Linked DNA regions of Homo sapiens: region 2 is linked to region 1. Evidence: read pairs that join two places in POLR2A ChIA-PET (ENCODE). Cell type or tissue: PC-9. All regions are shown on one strand.

Region 1 (8,000 bases):
TGCTGATTTGTTCTGTTCTAGTGGCACAATTTATAAAGAATGTTTCCCTTTTCAAACGTACTTCTCCCATCCAAGATTATAAGCACTTTAAACAAGTATCTTTGAAAAGATCTCACACAAGGCAACTCATATATAGTAACTATTACTGGTTGATGAACTGAATTTTAATAATTATTAGTTTCTTTTTAAATGAACTATTACCTCTGTTACATCCCAGTGGTGTAAAAATTGATCCAAATCTGTAAGGTAGAGAAGCACAGGGGAAAGCTGTGTCTGGATGACATGAGGAACTCCTCGAAGGCTCTGAAGCCAAGTCAACTCCTCTTTCGAAAACCCTAATTCAGGTAACAAAGAAAGCCAATTTAAAAAAACAAAAAACAAAAAACAATGACTTTCTTAAAAAACAGAGATGACATATGCCTTCAAGTGAACATTCTTTAAGCTACCTTGTTTTCTCTGAGCTTCTGCATTTCATGCTATATTTTAAAAAATAAAATGCTAGCAATGAAGACAGTTAAATTCATATAATTATATAAAAGATGTGATCAGACCCAATCTATAATATAGCAAGAAACAGGTTTTACCACTTCTACTAGGGTTTTGACAATTTTACTTAGAGTGAAAGGCATAATCTTTCCAATTAATGGTAGGTTTAAAAAAGCAAATGAGCAAGTAAAAGCAGTAATATACTCCTACATATATATCAAATGCTTTAGGTTCTTAGATAATAGACCTTCAAATGTTTCAAAACTACTCCATCCCCCTAGGTGTTTTTACTTTGACAATACATGTATAGTTCATTCAACAATTTCTAGTTCCCCTTACCACCTCTATTTACACTTGGCCTAACCTACACAAACAAGCTGCCAAAGTCACTCCTGAAAGGTAGTTCTCAAAATGATCAGAATACCACTGATGTGGCCCAACCCTATCTACCTTGATGTTCAAATCACTATACTTCTGTAAGCACTACCTAAAGAGGCATCATCTAGTTTGATAGCCATGTCATAGTACTGACTCCCAATGAGCTTTCTAAAATCACTAAAAACTTTCTGACAACTACTATTAAAACACACAGCCTCTCCCACCTCAAATGTATACATTCATAAATATACAGTAAACATATAGGAGCTTACATTTATCTTCTGAAGTATTTATCTTGCTAGATTCAGCATAGTATTGGATCTGTCAAGTTCTTTTTGGATCCTGACACTATATTAACTCTCCTAATTTCAAGTCTTCAGAAAATTTCAAAGAATCCTATCATTATCCAAGTATACAATGAAAATATTCAAATAATACATTTAAAATAATAGTAGTAGTACATCAAACTTAAAAATACAATAACATGACATTCAAATAATGCTCAGGGTTTTGATACTCATACTATAAGAGATTTAAAGACAAATCATCCATCCTCCTGCCTCAGAAGCCTAACAGTGTATGTAGGTTAGAAATATTCTTTCGATTTCCAGTTACTAATCACAAAAATCACTCCAAGATAGAATATTTATCATCTTCAAAACTGAACCAAACTGATAAAATGGCAAATCTTAGAAGGAGAATTGTGATTCATATTAGGTTTTTTCTTTTTTAATCTGGCAAGTGAATGTGGTTACCTGTAAGTGTGGAAAATAAGAAGCTGAAATAGTCTACATCACTCATCAACCAGTCTTTAGCTGAATACTTCCACCCAGAAAATGATGATCTATAAAAAACAAAGGGAGAACTATTACCAGAAGTGACCAACTTGACAGACTTGTCAAAGGTAGCACAGTATATAACCATTGTTCTTTACTGAAAACAAGTTTGATTTAGTAGCTTAAAATAAAACCCATAGTATGCCTTGTATTAATTTCATATCCAAGGGCTCAAGTACCCTAGTATGAAAGTTTGAAATTCAAACATATTAATACAAACTTTCATTAAAAAGCATACTTGATCAACATATATAGTACAACAGAAAATTTCCATCCCATCTGAAAATCAGACTCTAAGGAGCCAAGATGAAGTTTTGCTTTTCAGTAGTAGGTTCAGCTGCTATGTATTTACTATTTGATTTTTATAGTCTTACCCTCAGCAAATGAGTTATGTTTAAACAAGCTTCAGCTTCCTACATAACTAAGCAAAAGTATCTTAATTAGGCAAAGAAAACTTATCTTTAAAGCCACTATAAGGCAACTATGTGTTCTTATTCTTAGTAAAGTTGTAACTAGGTCTATTTCACAATAGTGCAGCTAAGGTATTGGCAGAGGACTCAAAAGGAATAGCTAAATGTAAAGCAGCTTCCCATTAAATGAGGATTATTTGGTTCCTCCTATGAGATCAGTTTCTAGTGTCTCCTTTAAAAATTCCCTTCAAGGTAAGGCTAGGAAGAAAACAGATGTCAGTCATGGGTATTGCAAAAAGGCTGAGAATAATCAGACAAACTTATACTAAAAATTTTTATCACAGACAACTGAATAAATATCAAACAAAATTAGGAACTTCTAATTCACCTATAAGTACTTAGTAATTTTTTTACTGTTATAATAATTGCATTTATATTTATTTATATATATATTTTTTGGGGGGATGGAGTTTCTCTTGTTGCCCAGGCTGGAGTGCAATGGCATGATCTCAGCTCACTGCAACCTCCACCTCCTGGGTTCAAACGACTCTCCTGCTTCAGCCTCCTGAGTAGCTGGGATTATAGACGTGCACCAACACACCCAGCTAATTTTTGTATTTTTAGTAGAGATGGGGTTTCACCATGTTGACCAGGCTGGTCTCAAACCCTTGACCTCAGGTGATCCACCTGCCTCGGTCTCCCAGAGTTCTGGGATTACAGTTGTGAGCCACTGCACCCAGCCTTATTAATATTCTTAAGGAGGGGACAGGCATAAAATAATGAAAACACTCTTCTTGAGTGTCATTCCCAGGTGATAAGCAAAGGTCTATGGGGACAATAGCACATGCTAAGGGGGTTATAAAAAGCACAGATGCTCAACACAAAGAAGTACAAAATAGTGGTTGAAAAACAAACTATTATCTTCTTGACCTCAATGAAAACAGGAAGCAATTGTGCCATCCAGTGGCCAAAAGGGGCAGCAAATTTATTTAACAGCCTATTTAAAATTCTGACCCTGTGAAAAGTGATAAATGACAAGCAATATATCATACTGTCTTTAAAACTATGAAAACCATATATACTTTCCAAGCCTGAACACTTCTGTGAGTAAAAGGGGGTGGCTGGCGCTGATTATGCTGGGCCAAAAGGAGTAAAATGGAACTGTTCCTGGCAGACCAGGTCATATGTTCACCCTATTTAAAACCCAAGCCAAACTTCTTGGTGCAAGCCAATTTCTCCTTCCTCAGAGATTTTACCTAACACCACGGAGCATCTTTCCGTATTTATGCTTTCTGTTTCCCCAATCTGGCTATAAATAAACTGGGGTAGAGGGGTAAGAACTGAGAAAAGGCCACTGGATATTATTATGAAACACCACAAGTAGAATGGTATGAGGAAAACATCAGATTGTAAAAAAACTATAACTGGTTGGTAAAAAGGTAGAGAGAGCAATTCTAAACACATTTTTTAAAAGCTGAGAGAAAATAAACATGAATGATTTCTAGCTGATGGGTTTTTAACACATGGAATCCTTGCTTAGGTGGTACATGTCCTGCCATTAGACAAATGCTTTAATAGAGACAGCAAGGTATCAGAACTACAAAAATTGAGCTAAACTTGATCTCACAGACCAATTAGTGTGACAAGATAAAAATCAGAAATGAGTAAAGGAGTATTGCAGAAAAATCAATCTGGCAACAGTATACAGGATGCATAGGACTGAGAAGCAACATTGTAAGAGTATAAGTGGGAAATAATTTAAAAGTTGACTATTTTATAGTCATGGTCAAGAAGAGGAGCTATTTTGAATAAAAAACTAAAGATATGAAGTAACCCAACATATGTCTGAATGAACTAACCGTCAGTCTTTTTTTTTAAAGATGGAGTCTCCTTCTGTCACCCAGGGTAGAGTGCAGCGGCATGATCTCAGCTCACTACAACCTCCGCCTCCTGGGTTCAAGCAATTCTCCTGCCTCAGCCTCCTGAGTAGCTGGGGTTACATGCATGAGCCGCCATGCCCAGCTAATTTTTGTATTTTTAATAGAGATGGGGTTTCACCACGTTGGCCAGGCTGGTCTCAAACTCCTGACCTCAAGTGATCTGCCTGCCTCAGCCTCTCATAGTGCTGGGATTTACAGGTATGAGCCACTGCGCCTGGCTAGTCTTATTATGACCCTATGAAAAGTGATAAAATGATGGTGCTATGGGCTCAAGAAGGCTGAAAAGTCCTAATTTTGTATTCTTTTTAAAAAGGGACTACTTTAGATGGGAATAATATACCTACATAGAGAGAAGTCTACTAATGGACTCTGTACAAATACTAAAAAGCAAAATTTAATTTGGTAGACTTTTAACTACAATGACAATCATTTAAATATGAGTCTGTATTATCAGTATTTGTAAAATTAATATATTTTCCCAATTCTCGCCACTCATCGCCACAAAAAGATAAAAGCAAAAAAACCCCAAGATTTTAAAATAATCCTTGACAAAAGTTATTAAACATAAGTGAACAGATGTTGATGAAGACATTAAATGCATCTTCCAAGGAGAATCAATTTCAAGAAACATTCAAGGGGTGATTTAACGGAACTGAATGTAAGTTATATCTAAGGAACAGAGTGCCCTCTACTGGAAGTCAAATAAAAAACAAGCTCTTAAGTTACGGAAAATTTTTTTTAAAAATTTAACTTTTAAAAGGCCTAGCATTTTGCTTACACAAAACAAAGTGCAGTTTTTTAATATCTAAAAAGAAAAAACATGGGAAACTAATCAATATTTAAAATTCTTAAAAAATATGTCCAGGCCCCTCTAATGTGCATATACAAGGAAGAAATAAACCTAAAATTTTTAAATACAAACAATATTTTATTTATATGTTTTTCTCTGTTTTGGTAAAAGGCAAGTTTATTGTCAGTTATGAAGCACACTTCCAGTGACCAGAGTCAAATATCTGTCCTATACTGGTATGAAGAAAGTCTATTAAAAGTAAGCTACTCTTACCTACCTGAGATAGGGGATCTATACAAGAAAAGTTTTCAACTACAGCCTAGATTTCTATTTCTGCCTAAAACCACATCAGACCCTACCCACAACCAGTAATACTGCTGAATACTAAAATACTATGACTGAAGATATATACATGAGGATACTTCCAACATGAGCAACATAAAACCTTTCAGAGTTTCAGAGTAAAATGGCACAGCCGCTATGGAAAATGGCATGTAGTGCTAGCTACTTTGGAGTCCAAGGAGGGAGGATCTCCTGAGCCCAAGAGTTCAAAGCTGCAGTGAGCTATGATCATGCCACTTGCACTCTAATCTGGGCAACAGAGTGAGAACTTGTCTCTTGAAATATTAAAACTTTCTTTTTTTTGAGACAGAGTCTCACTCTGTCGCCCAGATTGGAGTGCAGTGGTGCCATCTTGACTCACTGCAACCTCCACCTCCCGGGTTCAAGCAATTCTCCTGCCTCAGCCTCCTGAGTAGCTGGGACTATAGGCATGCACCATCATGCCCAGCTAATTTTTGTATTTATAGCAGAGATGGGGTTTCACCATGCTGGCCAGGCTGGTCTTGAACTTCTGACCTCGTGATCTGCCCACCTCGGCCTCCCAAAATGCTGGGATTACAGGCATGAGCCACTACGCCTGGCAAAACTTTTCAAGAAAGGTTAAAATGGTAAATTTTATGTTATGTTTATTATACCACCAGGAAAAAAAAAGTGAGAGATTACAAGTGATTCCTGGTCTCAGTCCACAAGCTTGTTTAATTCACCAGCTACATTAAATTCTGAGCTCTCTGAAGAAAAGGTCTATACTGCAATTCCATAACAACAAAGGTTTGAAGTACGACACCATCACCTACCAATAAATCCCTTACTACACACACTTTTGATAATTCTATTTCAACCCTTATTCCAAGCTATCTATAAAAGTCATTAAACAAGTAACTTGAAACAGTCTTACTCTTGTGAACTTACTCTACCTAGTGATATAGTTTTAATTGTTGCATTAAGAGTAAATGAAAGTAGTGTATGCGACTTCAAAAGGCTTCCGTAATTCACAAATTACCAGTAAAAGGGGAAAAAGATTATACACTTAAAATACAGCTCACTTGAGCATGCTACCTCATGTGCAGTATCCCGATAAGCATGGCAGCCAAACTTGAACTGAGTCTTCCCATAATACAGCAACGACTTAACCGAGAAAGCAAATCAGCCGGCAGACTGGGTAGGAAATATACAAGCTGAACCAAACGCTGCTGAGAGTCTGCAGGGAGAACCACCACAGCACCTTCTTGTGGATCTAGTGAGGTGGATAGACATATTAAAAACAACTATAAAAGACATGCAAACCAGAGATTAATAAAGCAGATCAATGACTTCCATTGAATTATGGGCTAACATTTTATGCTGAATTTTATGAATATCAATTACATAAAAGCATAATTATATTAATATCATAAAACACATATGTATGGCTTGTTAAGCTACTGCATAAAATAAAACACCAAACATAATTTAAAGATTTAATATACAAGTGTCTTGTTAGAAATAAAAACTTTCAGGGGGGTAATAAGGAAAAGAGATTGAATGCAAAGTAAACAAGCAATTTTGCTAAACAGTGACAATTACATCAACCTGACTTAAAGCAAAAGACTTTGTTTGCTGTGTGTATATATATATACCTACAGATATATGACCAATATTGAAAAATACATATTTAAAACTACAACCCACAAAAGGTGGAAACCACTCAAATGTTCATCACCAGACAAATGGATAAATACCAGTGACATATCCATACAACAAAATACTACTCAACAATAAAAAGGAATAAAGTATTGATACTTGTTACAACACGGACAAATCTTGAAAATATTATGCTAAGTGAAACAAGCCAGACACAAAAGGCCCCATGTTATGTAATTCCAAAATATCCATGATAGGCAAATCCATATAGACAGAAAGTAGATGAGTGATTTCCAGGGGCTGGGGGAAGAAAGGAATAAGGATGAACTTCCAATCAGTACAAGTTTCTTTCTGGGGTGATAAAAATGTTTTAGAATTAGACAGTGGTGATAGTTGCACAACCTTAGGAATATATTTTTTAAAATTCATTGAACTGTACATTGTAAAATGGTGAATTTTATAGTATGTGAATTATATTTCAATAATTATATGCATACATACATCCCAGTTATGTTTTAATAATTTTGCTTAAAATATTAGTTAAGTCAGTCCTAGATGAACAAAGAATATATGAAAGTCATACGAGATATTCACTATGATTAAATAAGTAATAAAGATATGTCTTGCCATCAGAGCTTCAAAGGAATTTTTAAGTATCAGATTAGTTTTGAATTTATGAATAGCAAGTGGTTTGAAAGACAATTTAAGAATGCAATAAGCATCAACAATCATTAACCTTCTATATTCTAATAAATATTGAAAATGAATTTACTGTATGATGTTTTGTTCTGGCAATTTAACCATGGTATTACTAATTCAGACTAAGGGAAAGGCAAAATTACAGAGCTCCCCTTAAAAACTTCTTTTGTATATCAGGGTGGATCAATGACTACCCATACCATTAAACAAATGAACTCTTACCATAAATTCGGAGGGCAGTAGCTTGTAAACTTTTTAGTAATTCTTTATTTGCTCGTGCTGCAGCGGTATGAATGATATCGATAAGCTGTGTAGAGAGCTCAGGATTTCGGGAGCCAAGATGAGCAAGTTGCAATGGTAAGCCAGCCAGCCAACGGGATAACACTTTACTACGATATCTTAGAAAGGCCAAAGAAGAATAAAATGTAATACTCAAAGACAAGGGAAATAAATTTAAACAAAAAAAAAATTTTTTTTTAACTTAAATATATCACAAAGT
Region 2 (8,000 bases), 210 kb before region 1:
ACCAACTGCTCAGTGAATTCATTCACTTTAGCATTTTCTGTTTTCCCCTCTCTGTTTCCATGGAGAAGTATGTCAGTGATGTGTTTGACTCCATGGAAACAGATGAGTGTCTCTTTCTACATACACAACGAATTAAATCGAACACTTTCTGTGCTGCCCATTGTCCTGGAGGAGGACTGGAGAGGCCTTCTCTGAATGAAACATCATTTCAGTAGCAATTCTTAGTGTTTAACCTAATACAGTGGATTAATGTTTTACCATAACTTACTGCTTCTAGATTCAGATGTATTAGGGCTTACTTCTGAGCCTTAAAATATAAACATACATAGTAAAATCTGAATATGCTATGGTTCTCATTTATAGATATTTAGCTTTTTCTCTTAACACCAAACTCAAATAATTTGAATGAATACTAGAAATGTAATTGAGAACAGAATTTAGTAGATTCATTTTAATACTATACAGTGTAGTATTGGTAGAAAAAAGTATAGATTTTAGAGTCAGATAAACCTGAGTTTTAAGTTCTAACTGTTATTTATTAGTAGTAATATCTTGGCTAAGCCATTTAATTTTTAAGCCTCAGTTTCCTCATCCGTAAACTATAGATTATAATATTTCACTTGTGTGAGAGTTAAATGAAATAATGACAGTAAAATATCTAGCATGGTACTTGACACATAGTAGACAATAAGTTAATATCCTATTACTGTTATTGTTATGTCAGCTTAGACTAAAATAATCAAGTTTTTCATAGCTTCAGATGTCTCAATATGAAAGAGCACTAAATGCAACAAAGATTAATATTGTGGGTTTTTTGTGAAAACTAAACAAAATAATTTGTAAATATGCATGGTGTGTAATGATCAATGTTGTCATTACTGCCAATAATATTTGAGGTCGCTTGCAGTGGTATCGTGACCAGGAAGCACCATTCTGATTCTACTACAACTTTTGTTTCACTGTCCATGTTCTGAGCAGCATAATCTCTCTAAATCATTTCCTCTACTTGTTTATTTATTTATTTATTTTTGAGATGGAGTTTCACTCTTGTTGCCCAGGCTGGAGTGCAATGGCGTGATCTCGGCTCACCACAACCTCTGCCTCCCTGGTTCAAGTGATTCTCCTGCCTCAGCCTCCCAAGTAACTGGGATTACAGGCATGTGCCACCATGCCCGGCTAATTTGTTGTATTTTTAGTAGAGACGGGGTTTCTCCATGTTGGTCAGGCTGGTCTCGAACTCCCGACCTCAAGTGATCCGCCCGCCTCGGCCTCCCGAAGTGCTGGGATTACAAGCCTGAGCCACTGCGCCCGGCCTCTACTTGTTTTTAACATCTTCTGACACAGTATTTAGATACGGAAGTGAGCCTCATAAATGACAGAGTAGAGGTACTATTTCAGGTTACTTCTTCCCTTACCTCAATCCCTACCTTAAAAGCTAGAGTCATTAAATGTTTTTAAAATGCTTGCCTACATGCAAATGTGTTTATAAATATACTTAAATGTTTATGCATCCATCCTAACAATAGTAATAAAATTAGCTAACATTTATAAAGTTATGTTTTATGTGCCAGCCACTGTATTGTTTGGCAACTCATTAACTTAACAGTGAAATAATATGAAGAGTTTGGGGTATTAGTATTACCCTCATTTTTAAATAAGGAAATTGAGATGCAGAGAGGTTAAGTAACTTGTCTAAGAAGTATCAGAACTGAGATTAAAGCCAAGAAGTCTGATTCCAGAGTCCATTCTTTTAACTGCTAAAGTATGGGACCTCAATGTATGGGTAGATATTTTTGTACACACGTGCACTTTCATATGTATAAATAAATAGGAATGAGAAAGATAAGAAAGAAAGAACCGATTAGGTGTGAACCTTGCATGATGAAATGAATGATTATCTAGATGGGATTTTTCTTAACATTTTTGTGCTATGGGCCCTTCTGGCAATCTGGTAAGCTTCTGGACTCCTCAGAACAAAAATATATGTATATTTTTAAGAGCTGAAATGCAATATAGAGGATTACAAAGGAAACCAGTTATATTGAAATATCAAATATTTTTAAGTTGAGACATAACAATATTCTGCCATAATTTTTTATGAATGTATTAAATAGCAAGGTGTTGGGGCAAGTCTTACAGCTATGATAATTTTGAAATAGCAGTGAGTGAAAATGATATTTTAACATACCTGCACAAATTATAAGTTATAGAAATATTTTATAAAATCTCAAGTCCTCTCAAAATACAGTATGTCTCATGTTATTATTATTCTCATTTTGCATGTTAGGACACTGAGACTCAGAAGTTGAGAAATTTAGTTGCACAGTTAATAACTGGCAAAGTTGAGCCTCAAACCAAATTATCTGATGATGAATCCTATGTTCTTTCCATTGTTCCCATGTTGTCACTCTATAACAATAAGCAGAGATTTTTTAATGACAGCAAAATGCCTTCCCAAGATTGTAACAGTATAAAATATGTAAAGTAAGAAGTGGGTGAAATCAGATGAAATAAATACATCTTGGATGCCATGCAAATATAACATTTTAGAACAAGCAAATAAGATACAAATAGAGACTACTCTTGTTACTTGTATTGGGCATTGTGTTGCTGTAGCTATTGTGCGGACTAGCACAACTATAACTGCAAGTGACAGTCATTTCCTCTAACTGCTAGAGTTGGCGCTCTGGTTTCTGCACATACCAGCCCATTAACCATATGTACTCTTATGCTTCCACAAGCCTTAAAATAACTGAATGCGGTAGAGCAGTGGCTTTCCAGTCATGCTTCCAGCTCAGCTTTCTGGACTGTGTTGAGACAGAGCACAGGCAGAATGCCAGCCACGTTGAGCAAGCACCAATTGGTCATGGATTAGAGGCCATCTCCACAGTTGCCAGAATAATTAGCACAACACAGCACAGTAGCCAGCTGCTTTCTATATTAACTGTTCCTGACAGGAATGCAAATTTAAATGCACTGCCATCCAGTGAATATTAGTTTACATCATAAGCTCTACGTTTGTACAACATGTTACAATTACCAAATATTTCCAAACAATACATTGTTTTATTGGATCATCAAACAAGTTGCGGTGTAGATTGGACAAGTATTAGCTGAATGTTATAAGTGAGGAAACTAAGGAAGAGAGTAGGGTGGATAGATAAAGGCACAGACCTCGCTCAGTTACTGGCCAGGAAGCCCAGAACCTAATGGTACCCTCATTATTCAGAAACTAGCCATGAAGCCACTGTCCCCCTAGAGCTACTCAAGACAGGACCTAAGTGAGGTTGAATGCTGCTTTTTCTAATCATTTAGGGGATATATACTTTCTTTCTTTCTTTCTTTCTTTTTTTGAGACAGAGTCTCACTCTGTCACCCAGGCTGGAGTGCAGTGGTGCAATCTCTGCCTTCCGGGTTCAAGTGATTCTCCTGCTTCAGCCTCCCGAGTACCTGGGACCACAGGTACATGCCACCATGCTCAGCTAATTTTTGTATTTTTAGTAGAGACAGGGTTTTGCTATGTTGGCCAGACTGGTCTCGAACTCCTGACCTCAGGTGATCCACCCGCCTCAGCCTCCCAAAGTGCTGGGATTACAGGCATGAGCCACCACGCCCAGCCGGGGGATATATACTTTCAATTTCCTCAAATAGACAAATTTTGCCTTATAGGCACAAAATATTGGATTGTGGTGACATAACCCAATAACATCTTCTCTTCTGGGAAATACATATATCGGTTACAAAGAAACAATGTATGTCAGGGAACAAAGAGAAGGCTTGAAGTTTCCCTGTATCTTATATAAGACTTAGGAAGATGACAGGATTGACCTAAAGTTCTGTGTCCTTGAAGGTGAGTTGCCTATTAACCCCATGATGCTGACTCTGCTTTGACCCTGAGGAGCCTAATCAATTAGGACAGGGGTGTTCAAGCTTTTGGCTTTCCTGGGTATTGGAAGAAGAATTGTCTTGGGCTACACATAAAATACACTAACACTAACAATAGCTGATGAGCTAAAAAAAAAAAAAATCGCAAAAAAAAAAATCTCATAATGTTTTAAGAAAAATTATAAATTTGTGTTGGGCAGCATTAAAAGCCTTCCTGGGCTACATGTGGCCCACAGGCCACAGGTTGGATAAGCTCGAGTTAGGATTATCCCAGAATGTGAGATGGCCTCTGTTTCTCAGCACTTACTCTTGTGACCATAGTTCCTAATCCTCTCCTTTACTAAAGCTTCTAAGGAGGAATGTCTCTCTAGGCAGAAAGTGTAAATGAATTACTGTTATCTTGCTAATACTAGCTACTACTATCTTTGCTTAACCTAACAAGATGCCAGTAGAGACTGCCCTTTAATCATGAAAGACAACTAGAGACTAGTCTCATTATGGCATATTCTCTATAAGTATCACTGACTCCAGAAGGACTCAAACTGATAAAAGGAACATGCTCTTATACTACATTTTAGTTCTGTTAATGAGTTTCAGTTTAAATAAATCTTTATCTATAAATACAGTGATAGAATCTTTGGAATCTTCTAGATTAGATATTGAAGGCTCTAGTACAAAGAATATACTGTTGTACTACACAGAGTCTTGTGCATAAGGGCTTCTGTTATTATATGTGTTGAATCCAATGCAAAATTTGCCTCCATCTTCAAAAAAGTTCTGAAAAAGAATATCTGCCTCCTCTAGGAGTTACACACAACCTGAATACATCTGTAAGGCTCTTTCAAATTTCCAGAGCAATGACCTTTCTTGCTTTTTACCAGCGAAGTAAATTGCTGAAAAGCTAGGAAGTCTTTCTGGGTTCCAGCGTATCCAAGATTAAAATATATGTCGAAGTATTGCAAACTAAAACAGTAGCTTAGTTTCATGCCCAAAACAACCCAGGCATTTATCTGGTGTCTTTTTTGTTTGTTTGTTTGTTTGTTTGTTTGTTTGTTTTAGTTTTAATTGATACATACTAATTGTATGTGTTTATGGGGGTGGAGTGTGATGTTATAATACATGTATAGATTGTGTAATGATCAAATGATGATATTTAGCATATGCATTAACTCAAACATTTATCATTTCTCTGTGGTGAGAGCATTCAAAATTCTAGCTATTTTGAAATATGCAATACAGTATTGTTAACTATAGTCACCCTACTGTGCAATAGAACACCAAAACTTATTCCTTATATCTAACTGTACCCATTGACATTTCTAGCATTCTATTTTCCAAAGAAAACACTTTCATTTTGTCTATTCACTTCCTCCATTAGCACAGTTCAGGCCAAGATACCTTGGAAGTAACTGGCTTCCCTCTTGTTCAACCCAGATGTAATTACCCTCAGCTAGTAAGAGATGAATACTTGATGATTATCTGTAACAAAAGTGGCAACATTTTTTTCACTTACAATACATAGCTGGAGCCATGGCATCTTTTGTAGTTATTGTTTTTAACTAAAATTTATTGAGGTATATAATACAGTAAATTTCACCCTTGTTCGTATACAGTTATTTAATTTTGAGAAATATATAATCATGTGATCACCATGACCATCAAGATAAAGAACAATTCTATCATGCCCCAAAATGTTAGAACTGTGTCCTTTTATAGCCAGTTTCTCCCCACATTCCACATATTCCAGTCCCTGGTAACCACTGGTCTGTTTTCTGTCTCTATAGTTTTAACTTTTCCACAATCCTATGCCAATGTGTCACATGATATATATGCCCTTTGAGGCAGATTTCTTTCTTTTTTTTTTTTTTTTTTTTTTTTTTTTGAGACAGAGTCTCACTTTGTCTCCCAGGCTGAAGAGCAGTGGTACAATCATGACTCACTGCAGCCTCAACCTCCTAGGCTCAAGCGATCCTCCCACCTCAGCCTCCTGAGTAGCTGGGACTACAGGCATGTTCCACCATGCCCAGCTAAGTGTGTGTGTGTGTTTTGTAGAGATGGGGTTTTGCCATGTTGCCCAGGCTGGTCTCAAACTCCAGGCTTCAAGGGATCTTCCCCCCATCAGCCTCCCAAAGTGCTGGGATTATGGGCGTGAGCCACTGTGCCTGGTGAAGTGGATTTCTTTCACTTGACATAAGGCATTTGAGAATTTTCCATGTTGTTGAGTGGATCAGTAGTTCATTCCTTTTTATTAGTGAGCTATATTCCATTTTATGGATGTACTGCAGATTATTTTCTCATTTTGCAGTTTAAGGACAATTGGGATGTTTCCAGTGTTTAGCAATTATGAATAATGCTGCCGTAAATATTCACATACAAGTTTTTATATTAACTTAAACTTTCATGCTTTTATTTCTCCTGAGTAAACACTTAAGTGAAAAATTATTAGGCCATAATTATTAGGCTACAGTTTTAATAGTAGCTATACCATTTTGCATTTCTACCAACAATGGCTGAGAATTCTATTAATAGTTCTACAACTAGGTTCTACATCCTTAACAGCATTTGGTATTGTGAAGTTTGCTTTTGATTGTTTTCATTTTAGCCATTCTAATAGATGTGCAGTGGTATCGCATTATAGGTTAAGTTTACATTTCCCTGTGTGTTAATGATGTTGAGAGTCTTTTCATATGCTTATTTAGTGAAATGTCTATTAAAACCTTTTGGCCACCGTTTAATTTCTCTTTTTTTATTTTATTTTTATTTTATATATATATATTTTTATTATACTTTAAGTTCTAGGGTACATGTGCACAACGTGCAGGTTTGTTACATATGTATACATGTGCCATCTTGGTGTGCTGCACCCATTAACTCGTCATTTACATTAGGTATATCTCCTAATGCTATGCCTCCCCCGTCCCCCGACCCCACAACAGGCCCCAGTGTGTGATGTTCCCCTTCCTGTGTCCAAGTGTTCTCATTGTTCAGTTCCCACCTATGAGTGAGAACATGCAGTATTTGGTTTTTTGTCTTTGCTGAGAATGATGGTTTCCAGCTTCATCCATGTCCCTACAAAGGACATGAACTCATCATTTTTTATGGCTGCATAGTATTCCATGGTGTATATGTGCCACATTTTCTTAATCCAGTCTGTCATTATTGGACATTTGGGTTGGTTCCAAGTCTTTGCTATTGTGAGTAGTGCCACAGTAAACATACATTGTGCATGTGTCTTTATAGCAGCATGATTTATAATCCTTTGGGTATACACCCAGTAATGGGATGGCTGGGTCAAATGGTATTTCTAGTTCTAGATCCCTCAGGAATCGCCACACTGTCTTCCACAATGGTTGAACTAGTTTACAGTCCCACCAACAGTGTAAAAGTGTTCCTATTTCTCCACATCCTCTCCAGCACCTGTTGTTTCCTGACTTTTTAATGATCGCCATTCTAACTGGTGTGAGATGATATCTCATTGTGGTTTTGATTTGCATTTCTCTGATGGCCAGTGGTGATGAGCATTTTTTCATGTGTCTGTTGGCTTTTAATTTCTTTTCTTTCTTTTTTTTCTTTTTTTTTTTTTTGAGACAGGGTCATACTCTGTCACCTAAGCTGGAGTGCAGTGGTGCAATCTCGGCTCCCTGCAACCTCCGCCTCCCGGGTTTAAGTGATTCTCATGCCTCAGCCTCCTAAGTAGCTGGGATTACAGACATGAGTCCAGCCACTGCACCTGGCTAATTTTTATATTTTTAGTAGAGATGGGGTTTTGCCATGTTGCCTAGGCTGGTCTCAAACTCCTAGACTCAAGCAATCTACCTGCCTCTGCCTCCCAAAGTGCTGGGATTACAGGTGTGAGCACTGCACCCAGCCTAAGTTTCATTATCCATCTTATTATTCTATTGTAAAAGTTTTTATTTATTCTGGAATAAAAGGCCTTATCAAATATGTGTTTTGCAAATATTTCCTCCCAATTTGTGGCTTTTTAAAAATTTTTCTTAATTGTGTTTTCAAACACAATTTCTTTATTTGGATGAAATCTAATTTATTAATTTTTATGGATTATTCTTTTGTATCATATCTAAGAAATCTCTGCCTAACACAAAATCAGGAAGATT

What was found. Peaks named below come from ENCODE experiments on the same cell type or tissue, not always from the same donor. Only the 100,000 strongest peaks of a DNase experiment are listed, where the experiment ranks them.
Region 2: POLR2A ChIA-PET joins it to region 1 with 12 read pairs; 4 of 35 experiments call an interaction of 5 or more read pairs at or near these places.

The regions. Positions count from the first base shown.
Region 1 is chr9:100,320,064-100,328,063 of GRCh38, forward strand. TEX10 (testis expressed 10) reads right to left here. Exons shown (of 15, transcript NM_017746.4): 8 at 7,724-7,899; 9 at 6,239-6,416; 10 at 1,620-1,708; 11 at 202-335. Among named protein-coding and RNA genes, the nearest start is that of TEX10, 29 kb to the right of the region's middle. In PC-9, CTCF peaks have their summits at 3,083 (motif pointing left), 3,284 and 4,679; a DNase peak (open chromatin) is centred at 4,718.
Region 2 is chr9:100,108,653-100,116,652 of GRCh38, forward strand. All of the region lies in intron 2 of INVS (inversin), which reads left to right. Among named protein-coding and RNA genes, the nearest start is that of INVS, 13 kb to the left of the region's middle. In PC-9, no CTCF peak of the experiment used is centred here; no DNase peak of the experiment used is centred here.